Regions from separate parts of the Homo sapiens genome. Here region 2 is linked to region 1. A link is a contact called in ENCODE Hi-C data. All regions are on one chromosome and are shown on one strand. The core of a region is the stretch at or near the end of the contact, and the rest is flanking DNA. Distances in the headings are between cores, read along the strand shown. Region 1 overlaps COMETT (cytosolic oncogenic antisense to MET transcript). Region 2 holds the start of ST7-AS1 (ST7 antisense RNA 1).

Region 1 (5,697 bases), core at 1,447-3,946:
TCTGCCACAAAGCAGGTAGTGTCCACTCCGCCCACTTCTCTATACTCTTGGACTCAGCACTACCGCTTCTATGGGCTCTTCCAAGGTTCAGAAGCCAGGACGCCAGTGAGTCAGTTGCCAAGTCAGAGCCACAGGCTCAGCTGCTGTGACGCGCCCCTCCCCTTGCGTCATTAAACAGTCAGAAGACTACAGCACGTGTCCTTAGGGAAAAGAAGGCTCTCTTGAACCGGTGCAAGCCTCTCCCTTTTCCACCAGTCATTTCAGAGTCTCAAGCTTAAAAGTGTATTCTCCAGCAAAGAAAAGCTGTCCCATACTTAGAGCTCTCCTCCCAGTGAAGATCCAAAACAGACTATGAGCTTATTAATGGTCATTCTCATAGAATTGTAACATTCTAGAGCTGAACAAGGTTTAAAGGTAGTCTAATACAGCCCTTTCATTTTGTAAAAGAAGAAACCGGGGCCCAGAGAAGCTTTGGCTTGTCTGAGGTCACAGAGCCAGATGAGACCTGATTCTTAGTCCTGTATCTTTCCATTAGATCCTACTATTTTCTGTTTGATCTGGTGGTAAAAAGACAGGGTTGGATTACATCATGCATGCCCTTTAAATAATACAATCCAAGTAACTGCCATATTATAGGGACTATTGACAAAAGAAGGGAACACCCTCCTCCACTGAGATCTGCATATATTGCAATAAGCAAATGTCTTACATTTAACTTGATTATCTGAAAATTGAATTTACATAACTAGGAACACATGTGATATTATGATGGGACTAATGCACACCAAAAAGGATGACTTTTATCTACAAAATATACTCTTAGTATCCTGACTAGGGACAATGAAAAATTCAAGATGTTCAATTCTCACCCATCTGCGGTGTGTGTGTGTGTGTGTGTGTGTGTGTATATATATATGTGTGTGTGTGTGTGTGTGTGTGTGTGTGTGTATTTATCCTGACAGTATATGACAGATCAAAATTTTCAATTGGTGAAGTTTCCTATAAACAAGGAAAGACCTGGCCCTGTTATGAGTTTGCCCTTCAAGCTGGAACTCCAGCTGGGACTAAATCCAGTGCTGTGGGGCTCAGCAGTCGATGTTGTTGAGACTGAACACAGATTATAAGGACATTGCATTTATCTAGACTTTGGTTAAATATAAGGGTTACAATAAAAAGAAAGAATATATCATGTCAAATTTGGCCAAATCCATGTAAACTCTAACCTACTTAGCCTACTCAGCATACACATTCTGAACTGTAAACTATAAACATTAGTTGACTGATTAGTCCTCAATTTCACCATGGATTAAATAACAGAACACAGAGTTACTGTGAGACTTGTGGTAGAAAATCTTTAATTCATTCCCCACATATGTGCTAACATTTGATACAGCTTAGAATTTAAAAAAACATAAAAGAAGGCTATAAAGTAAAAGTTACAAAAAAGGGGGAGGAAAAGGAAAAGGAGACAGATGATTTTATCAGAAACTTGGAATGAGGCACTTGTCACAACTAAACACTGAATTTACCCTGGGCTTCCTGACCACAAATAGTAGTGATGAAACTAAGCTCCTCATTTTTATATATTTATAACCACATAGACAGCACTTTGTTTATCTCATTTAATCCCCCTGGTTTCACATATTTTGAAACCAAGGGAATCACATATGTAAAGAATTTTCTGAGTTGCATGGTTATAAGCCAAAACTGCCTAAACTAATGTAATGAAATTACATTATGGACTAATTGAAGGTCTACGATTACTTATCCAAAACTACTGGGAACAGAATTCAGAATTATTCAGGATTTTAAAATGTAATCAATTATATAGAACCTATGTTAAGTATCATATGTTACATATCATATTCAGATAATCTAGGGTAGTACCCTATAATCAGACAGATTACTATTTCTAAAATGAAATCTATAAGGGGTTACACTGGCTGGTGTAGGTGAAGTCTATAAATATCTTCACATAAGTTCACACTAGATTTGATTTTGCACCACTGGAATTTGTCACAAATTTATGAAAAAGTTTAATTTTCAGAGCTTTTTGGATGTAGGAATGGTAGATAAAGAGATTATGCTTATGTGCTCACACACATACAAACACTTGCACATACACAACAAATAACTATACATAAGCGGTGCAAGCTTGGCAGTTTTTCTTAATATCTGTTTGACCTGCAACAAATCATATGAATCTGGGCCATTTTCACACACATTAAAAATAGGAGTAAATGTGGAATTAACCAAAGATAAACTGTGACTAAATGTTGCAAACACTCTTCGAAGCACTCTCCATGAATGAGCATAGCCGGGAGGTTAGCAGACCTGAACGCCTTCACAGCTCTGCTGTTGACATTCCATGTGACCCCAGAAAAGTCACTTGGTTTCCCTGGTCCTCAGATTTCTCTCCTGTAAAATGAGGCCGTTGGAAGTGATGGTCTCTAAGGCCCTTTTCAGTTCCACAAGCTGTGCTTATAAAGTTTTTCATTTTATTCATGTCTATAGGTTTAATTTTTAAAAACAATACCCAATAATAAGGTTTCAAATTATCTCTTGGTCTAATGTGCCTGTTTTTACACAGTGTCAATCATCCTTGAGTCACTGAATCACAAGAGTTTTAGGCCAGTCATTTCCTTCACCGTTTCTAAATACTGTACCCTGTTTTACACACAAGCAACGTGAACAACGAAGCGTGATGGTAAAAACAGGACGCTCCGGCTCCCTTCAGCTGGACTTTGCAAACCTCTTTGTGTTATTTTACACGCCTTGATGTCCTAAAAATAAGAACAGAAAGTGCCGCAAGATTATTTCTCAACTCTGGAAATATTTGTGAGTAATTTTGCCAAACTTTATTAGTCAGAAATGCTAATTGAAAACTCCAGATGGCAGCATCACAGTCACCTTGCTTTGCTAATTTTCTTTGAAATCTTGCCCTCCTAAGAAAACACATTGAAAAGAAATCTCTTTGAAACATTATCTTCGGCATGGAAATTAGCTTCTCAAGGATTTTAAAGAGCAAACTCTTACTTGCGGCCTCTTTGTTCCATTCTTTTTTGTAAAGTCACTGTTTCAATTTATAAAAAATGAATTTTGGGATAGCCCAATGGTAGGATATAATAAGTTGAGATTTTATTTTTAAAAAAATACTTATCAGTTTTGAATCTTACTAAATTTTTGGAACTCAGGGGGCAATTACTGCATTTTCTAATGTCCTCCCAGAGCCAACTCAAGTTCAAAGTTTCCAATGACCTTGAATAGGATTTTGTGTTCATGTCAGCTGTTGGGATATGAAGAATAAAATAAGAATCTAGGTCAGTGTTGCTTATGCTGATAGCATAGCTTGTGTATTTCTCCATGATTTATATTTTTGCTAATGTATACTTTCCCCTTTAAATGCAAAATATGTCTCTAATATTGCACATGTGTATGTGCACACTCAACAACTTCCCTAACCTGTCCTCAAAACTGGTAACTTATGTCACTACAATTACTTAGTTAACTGATCAAACTGCTAAACAGCCTAAATATCCTAATATATTTTATTTAAGAGTTTAAGACCAGGTCCTCCAAATCTCACCTTGATTTTCTACCTTCTAGTATGTATACCTCCTGCCCTTCCCTGGTTGCCTCCATGAGTTTAGAATGGAAGGTGGAAAGCAAATGTAAGGATCAGGACAGCTTATCTTTTCAGCCCTTTCATCTGTGTCCCAGGCTCCCTCCTACACTCGCACTGTGCCTTGAACAGTGGCCTGAAGTTAATATATCAGTATTTATGATGGTAGAGACACAGTTTGACATGTAATATATCCCAATACGTACTATTGTGGAAATCTACTTGTAGTTCATCTTTCCCAGCTTAGTGAAAGAACATGTGTTCTAATATATAGAAGAAAAGTTTTTATGGCTCACTTTATATTTTTGAACATTGCAACCCATTTCCTAATTCAGGAAGCTTTTCTACACTTCTTTTAAATAGCCATTGCTATTTCTACTCATTTCTCTACTTTTCTGAATGATAGTTCTACTTAATTAATGTATTTTAAAGTTTAGCAAGCAAAGTTATGTAATTTCTCTGCCTTTTTTCCCCCTAAGAGTAAGGCCTTGGAAAATACACACAAAAAAAGTTATATATTTAAGATCACTATAAAATATATGAAGAAACATTTTGATAAGTTCAGTGATTTAATTGGGGATATGAGTCCAGGCGTGATAGAGCGAGACCCTGTCTCAAGAGCACGAGAACCCACTTACTTACCACCCAAACTCACCTCACCTATCTAATTTTAGCAGTGGCTCATGCTTGTAATCCCAGCACTTTGGGAGGCCAAGATGGGTGGATCACTTGAGCACAGGGGTTCGAAACAAGCCTCGTCAACATAGCAAAACCCCGTCTCCACTAAAAATACAAAAAGTTAGTCCCGCGCGGTAGCCTAAGCTTGTAATCCCAGCTACTTGGGAGGCTGAAGCATGAGAATCGCCAGAACCTGGGAGGCAGAGGTCACAGTGAGCTGAGCTGGAGTCATTGCCCTCCAACGTGGGCAACAGAGCAAGACACTGTCTCAAATTAATTAATTAATTAAAAATTAAAAATTAATAAATTTAAACGGGGGTATGGAAAGAGAGCAACCTCTTTTCTCCCCGCTCCACTCTGGCCCTAACATACCACTCACGCAGCCCTTGCCTGGATCACCACCCTCATTGACCTTACAACACTTGCTGATTTTGCCTACTGATCCACCTGCAGGTGGGGAGTAAAGAAGAATCAGGGAAAGTCTGTTAAGGAGAGATGGAAACAGGGCTAAGTCATAAAATTAGATAGGTGAGGTGAGTTTGGGTGGTAAGTAAGTGGGTTCTCGTGCTCTTGAGACAGGGTTTTGCTCTATCGCCCAGGCTGGAGTGCAGCGGTGTAATTTTGGCTCACAGCAACCTCCACCTCCTGCGTTCAAGCAATTTTCAAGCCTCCCAAGTAGCTGGGATAACAGGCATATGCCACCATGCCTGGCTAATTCTTGTATTTTTAGTAGAGATGAGGTTTCGTCATGTTGACCAGGCTGGTCTCAATCTCCTGGCCTTAAGTGATCTGCCCACCTTGTCCTCCAAAAGTGAGGAGATTACAGGTGTTGAGCCACCACGCCCTGCCTCATGCTCTTGATACAAACTGAAAATTAGCACACGGATTTTAAAGCCAACTGAAAGATGGAGCATTTTTCAGCACCTGTACTCCCTATCCAACAATCACTTCTCCCTCCCCTCCAACTTAAACACCTACCCAATTTCTTTATATAAACCTTACTATAAAAAAGAGCCAAATAGACAACTATGGATAAGATCTAACTTTTTGTTTTTGTTAGGCTAATGTATCTGATCATGCTTAACTGAGATTGTAGATTTTTTGATGGAAGAAATTGTATATTGCTAATAATTTATAGTCTTTCTAGTGTATAATCAAATATTTAATAACAATAATAACTAATCCCTATGGTGTGCTTCTATGTGCCATGCACTTTCATGTATTTTAAATACTTTACATATATTAAATTAACTGAATAGCCACAATAGCTATATTAGCATCCCTGATTTACAGACAAGGAAACAGAGACACTAAAAGGTTAAATTAAAACAAGGTCATCCAGCTTATAAATGGCAGTCTCAAGGTCACACACATACAAGAGAAATTTTTACTAGCTT
Region 2 (5,697 bases), core at 2,062-4,561, 320 kb after region 1:
CCATAACTATGAACACCTTAGCGTTTCTAGTAGGCCCTTCAAAATGACTCAGGCCTGTATCTTTAGCTTTGTCTGTATCCACACCACTCTGCAGAGGCTGCACTCCAGCTATACTGAAGCAGCCACAGTTTGCAAGAGATTATGCTTACTCACTTCTGTTTTGAAGTGTTTTGAAGCACAAAGGCATGTGTACAGTCCCCACCACATGCCAGGATGCACACCAGGAGAGGCAATGATATAGGGCTGACTTCCCAGGAGCGCCTAGTAGAAAATTAGAAGATTGTGACTTAGCGGAGTCATATTCATGTCCATTCATTGAAGTTCATTGACAGCAAAAAGCCAGGCCTCCGGATGTTCATTTAAATTAAGTAGTCAATATCCTAATTCAGTGACTCGCAGAGAATCTGGTGGGTTATTTAATCATCACATAAAATAGGTGGTTCATGTACTCATGTTGAGGCAGGAGACTAGGTTCTGGAGGCAGGGAAACTAAGGACTTCCTTGAACTACATTGAAAGGAAAACCCTAACTTTCCACGCCTAAGTAACAAAAGGACCAGAGGCTACCTTTGACCTTTTCTGCCTAGTAGATGGGAAATTGGCTGTCTGTAACCAATCAGACTGACTGCGGGTCCAATCTTCATTTGCAACTTTGTAACTTCACTCCAGCCTCTGAATGGTTGTTGTCCACAACTAATCAGACTGTGGGCGAGTCTTCGTTTGCATAGAAGCATAACTTCATTAAGTACATCCCAGCCTCTGATTGGTTGTTTTTTGCAACCAATCAGATGTTTGCACAGGAGTGTTACCTTTGTATCTTCATTTCAGCCTCTGGTTGGCTGCTTTCTGCAACCAGTCAGACTGATTGCGGGCTACCACTTCATTTACGTGAGATGAGCATGAGTTGCCAAAGGGAAACTTCTTGGGGGTATTTGGACCCAAGAAGATTCTGTATTCGGCCTTTGAGCCGCTGCTCCGCCCGCTCCCACAATGTAGAGTGTACTTTCGTTTTCAATAAATCCCTGCTTTCGTTCTTTTGTCGCTTCTCTGGGTGTTTTGTCCAATTCTTTGTTCAAAACGCCAAGAACCTGGACAACCTGCAGTCACGATCCTTTACTGGTGACAATATTGTTTTATTTTACTGAGATTCCATGTATCAGTGTTAGACACAAAAATCATTTGGTCATGTGCTGCCATAAATAACTATAAAGAAAGTCTATGTGTGCCAATTTCACTTATTCTGGCCTGGATCTCACTGTAGTAGATCAAATGTGAGGAAGAAACAGTAGCCGAGAGAGGCTGGAATTAGTAAAAATTTAAGAGTAGTTCCATCCATTATGTATGCCGTAATAGGCCCTATATGTGAAAAGTTAAAGGAGCTTATTTAATTATGAAGGAAACTATTATACAAGTAAGCAAAACAATTTATAATAAAATATTCTTTATGCTCAGAATTTTAAAAATAGATGTAGACTGGAAAACCTGCAATTTCCTCATTACCATCTAATACATAGAAAGTCAAATCACTTACGGACAGAAACAGACTTGAAAATTTCAGCTGAGAAAACATTTTAGAATAAAAGAAACATTTTATTCAGCACAGTCAAAACAAAACAAAAACAACAAAACAATGTTTAAAATGGACTTTCTGTTAGAGGTGGCCGTTTCACAGTCAAAATTATCCCAGAGAATTGTTTATATTAAAAACAGGCTGAGAATAGTTTGACCTCTGATCACCAAAAAACCTGGAGGATAAACATTCATCTGTCAAGATTTCTCTGGAAAATCCCTGCGCTGCTTCAAAGAGACAGAACAAAGGTAAATAGCATCTGCCACCCAAATCTTGCTGAATAGAGTGATTTATCTTCAGGCCTACTAGCCGGCGACAGGAGCGCACCTCCTCCCTTCTCCTAGCTGTCCCGGGTTTATTCATTCCCTGAGCCTGAATCCTGATAAGGGAGCAGAGTAGGGTTTAAGACCTCGGACCCCAGAATACACCACTGCAATTGAATTTTGGTTCCACCTTAAGGTAAACTACGCAGCTGCTGTGAGCCTCAGTTTCCCTACCTATAGAAAGAGGATCGTAGTGGGGAATTGTTGCAGGGGTTAAATGAGATTGTACGGATCGTGGAGCAGCGCCTGGCGTGTGGTAAACGCTCAACTTATGCGGGTTGTAACTGCCTGAGGCGTTTCCTTCGGCGCGCCACTTGGCCTTCTCTTTCTAAATATTAGCATAATAAATATAAATGGACCCAGAACGCGAGGGGGCAGGGGCCACGTGATCGCTCCACGAAAGCCACTTGTAGGGACCTTTAGAGAGTTAGCAATAAGGCTGGAGAAGGAAAAGCCGGCGCGCCCGCGGCCCGCGCGATTTCCCGCCGAGCCCGCGTCCCCGGCGGCGGGCGGGCTCCGGGGGCGCCCGGGCCGCGGCGGCGGCGGCGGCGCGAGCTGCGCCTCCGGGCCGGTGAATCATCCCGGCAGACACCAAGAGCCGCGGCAGCAGAGAGGAGCGCTGAAACATGGCTGAAGCGGCCACGGGCTTTCTGGAGCAGCTCAAGTCCTGCATAGTTTGGTCTTGGACGTATCTGTGGACCGTGTGGTTCTTCATCGTGCTATTCCTGGTCTACATCCTGCGGGTGCCTTTGAAAATCAACGACAACTTGAGCACAGGTAAGGCCTGGGAGCCGGGCCCGCGGCGCCCACCCCTCCCCCGCCCCGGAAAGTTAGTGCAACTCGCGCGGGGCCGCGGCCAGGCGCGCGCTCGGGGACGCGCCGGGGCCCGCGCACCGGAGGCCCGCGGCTACCCGCCAGCAACGCGGCGGCTTAGGCGGCGGGGCCGGGCAGCTGGGCGCGCGGGGGCGGCCGGTGGCCTTCACGGCCCCGCGGAGGAAGAGCTGCGCCGCGCACAGCCCGCAAGGCGGGCCGGGCCGGGCCGGCAGCCGCCCTGCTGCGTCGCTGGTGGTCGGGAGACGGAGAAGAACGGGTGTCGCGGGCGAAGGAGTTCCCAGGACACCCCCTCGGGTGTCTGCGCCGGAACTCCGAGGGTTCCCCGGAGTTAGACCGAGTCCTTCCTCACGCCCTCCCGGCTGTGGGTGCCAAGCGGCCGAAGTGTGGTCGGGGAGGCGCCCTCCCGCCCGGCCGCGGAGGCCCGAGGGCGGCTGCCGGAGGGTGCTCGGCGGCGAAGCCCCCTGACCCGGCCGGGCTGTCCGGGCGGCGCCCTCCGTGGCCCGGAGTTGCGTCTTGCCGGGCGTGGGGCTGTCTCTCTGGTTGGGTAGTGGGGAGAGGGGTTCCCGAAGGCACTCTTGGGAGTGTATGGATGACGTGTCAGGTCACCAAATGGATTGTCGAAGGGACCGGAGGGAAGAGGGGAGAGCTGGAATTTCTGAGGGTTTCGGTTGCAGTTTTCAGTGATCTTTGCTCGTCTCCCTTCCCTGTAAAGCTACATATGCTCAGCAAGTGCCGCGTGCCTCCCATCCTTGGTCGGTGGTAAATGCAGGAGGTAATTAACAGGATCTTCACAAACTTGGAGCCAGCCCACTGAGTCGTTAAAAAAACACCCGCAAAGAAAACACACGAGCCTTAACACTCCAGAGAGTTCCGAAACACAAAGTAAATTTCGAGCTAAGGGTTACAGTCCTTTAAATCTGGAAATTTCAAGGTAGAGTGTTTTTGTTTTTGTTTTAAATTTTAATTTCACAGTACTGGGAAATTCTTACAGTCCTGAAGATATATACATATGTACACATATATATCTTCCCTTGTTAATCTCCATACTCTGGGAGTGCAAGTCTGGAAATGCATTTTCCTCAGGTGTTTAGCTGCATTAAAACGCTTTTTAAAACGCTTGAGATAATGTACTCATTTTGTTAGGAAACTTGTACCTTTCAGATACTAACTTAAGTATTTTGATTACTAACTTGAACTCATGTTCATATTTACATTTGTTTTGTAGTATCCCTCGGGATCGTGTCCCTGGGAGGCGGATAGGATTCAGCACTCTAGAATTGTCTCACCATTTGAATAGGTGCTGCTCAGCCCTTTTGAGTCTGTCATCGGAAAGACCATGGCTTTCTCGCTTTTCATCTTTTTGGATGGCTGCTTGTCGCAATATTGTCTTCTTCGCTTTAGACAAGTATGTCTCCAGGATACCTTCTGGTCTCAAAGTTCTATACCTTTAAGAAGTTGTTTGAATATATGTTTTAATGGAATTACGTATTTGTTGGTAACAGTGTTAGTCTGTTTTGTGCTGCTGTAACAGAATACCACAGATTGGGTAATTTTTAAAGAACACATTTTATTTCTTGTAGTTCAGGAGTCAGGGAAGTCTTGAGATCAAGGGACTGGCATGTGGGGAGGTCCTTCTTGCTGTCATCCCTTGGTGGAAGGTGGAAGGGTAAGAGAACATGAGAAAACAAGAGGGGGCCCACTTTCACTTTTATAACAAACCTACTCCCTCAATAACAAAATTAATTCATTCTTGAAGGCAGAGCCTTCATGACCTAATTACCACTCACAGGTCCCACCTTTCAACACTTTTGCACTTGGGATTTTCAAACACACTAGTTTTTAAAATATTAATGTTTCTCCTTATTACACACTTAAAATTTTATTTCATGATATACATTTGTATATCACATTTTCATCAGGTTAAATAATTACCCATGTATATATGTGTAAGTGTCACATCCAGTGCTCTGTGCAGATCAGGCAAGAAGCAAAATATCTACTGGGAAAATGTGTACTTCTTAAGGAAGGGCATTGTTAGGTCTTCTAGCAATTTAAATCTAGCATTTCTCAGAGATGCCTTTGTTAATTTGTGTAGGGGCAGTTCTAAGAGATAGCGAAAATATGAAGATGAACGTGCCATCCGGGCTGTACCTTGCTAGACACATGATAGAAGACCTGATGATGCTGGACTTTTCAGTTTGGTTTCATGCTCATTTCAGTCATAAAGAAAGATAAAAGGGGAAGCACACAGAGAGCACTCACCTCTCTGCTGTTTTTATGAGAGGGTAGCAGGATCTGGGGTGGGAGGAGGACTTTGGCATTAATTTTGAGACATGAAATTATAGCCACAAACCACCCTAGAACAGTTTAGGTTTTTCAAAAAACAGTTGCAGACATTAGAGGCCTATTTTCTTCCCTTTTAAGTAACAGTGAGAAGTTATAGTAGGAAAACTGCCAAAAGGTTGTTGTCAACTTAATTCCCTCCTTTCCTTGCCAATTCCCCTCCCCTTTGGGAAAAAGTTTCTGTACTGAAGTTATTGGCAAGGAAGGCCCAGGGAGAAAGAAGTCATTAGCCAGCACCCCTGAGAGGGGAGGCAGGAGCTAGCCTGGTCTAACTTGTCCTTGCAGGGAGGTCTAAAAGAGTTCTAACGGGACTAACTTTGCTGTTCTTCAGCCCTGTGGTGCTTACTCTTCCTGTGATGAAGGCAAGTGTGTTCCTGGAGAGGTTACTGAATCTGGAGCTGCTTTTAGGGAGTTGCAGATGGCGCAGGCCTCCCTTCCTCCTCAAGGAAGCCAAAGACACCATCACAATCAGGCAGCCAGGAGCCAGGGCTTCCATAGGCCCAGCTCTGTACCTGTAGGGGGATGGAATCTGCTAAAAGTGTTCTGGAGTCATTCTTGGATATCTGCTTGGTATCTTCTCAATATCTTGACCATCTGTGACAATTTTAATCCTCATTTGATCATATTT

Evidence for each region. A loop is a pair of places that touch in the nucleus more often than their neighbours do. Pooled maps may share reads with other maps.
Region 2: a map of gastrocnemius medialis shows a loop between it and region 1 (5-fold over the local background). The contact joins the promoter of ST7-AS1 here to the enhancer-like site in region 1. A Hi-C loop is called at or near these places in 1 of 168 maps with a recorded cell type or tissue (gastrocnemius medialis), 1 of 37 single-sample maps with no recorded cell type and 4 of 50 pooled maps.

The regions. Positions count from the first base shown.
Region 1 is chr7:116,630,980-116,636,676 of GRCh38, forward strand. All of the region lies in intron 2 of COMETT (cytosolic oncogenic antisense to MET transcript), which reads right to left. Among named protein-coding and RNA genes, the nearest start is that of MET, 38 kb to the right of the region's middle. RefSeq lists a silencer at 1,182-1,382 and an enhancer at 2,460-3,659. Within about 2 kb of position 2,697, at least 8 of the 41 ENCODE cell types and tissues checked have a DNase peak (open chromatin) inside an H3K27ac peak, as active enhancers do; they include gastrocnemius medialis, where a contact is called at or near this core.
Region 2 is chr7:116,951,023-116,956,719 of GRCh38, forward strand. It overlaps ST7-AS1 (ST7 antisense RNA 1), which reads right to left and starts at 3,312. Exons shown (of 1, transcript NR_002330.1): 1 at 1,424-3,312. ST7 (suppression of tumorigenicity 7) reads left to right here and starts at 2,479. Exons shown (of 16, transcript NM_001369598.1): 1 at 2,479-2,669. The coding sequence starts at 2,519. It overlaps ST7-OT4 (ST7 overlapping transcript 4), which reads left to right and starts at 2,826. Exons shown (of 5, transcript NR_002329.2): 1 at 2,826-3,087; 2 at 3,439-3,657; 3 at 3,952-4,131; 4 at 5,401-5,697. RefSeq lists enhancers at 2,025-2,134, 2,550-3,473 and silencers at 2,395-2,464, 2,675-2,874, 2,935-3,234, 4,832-5,091.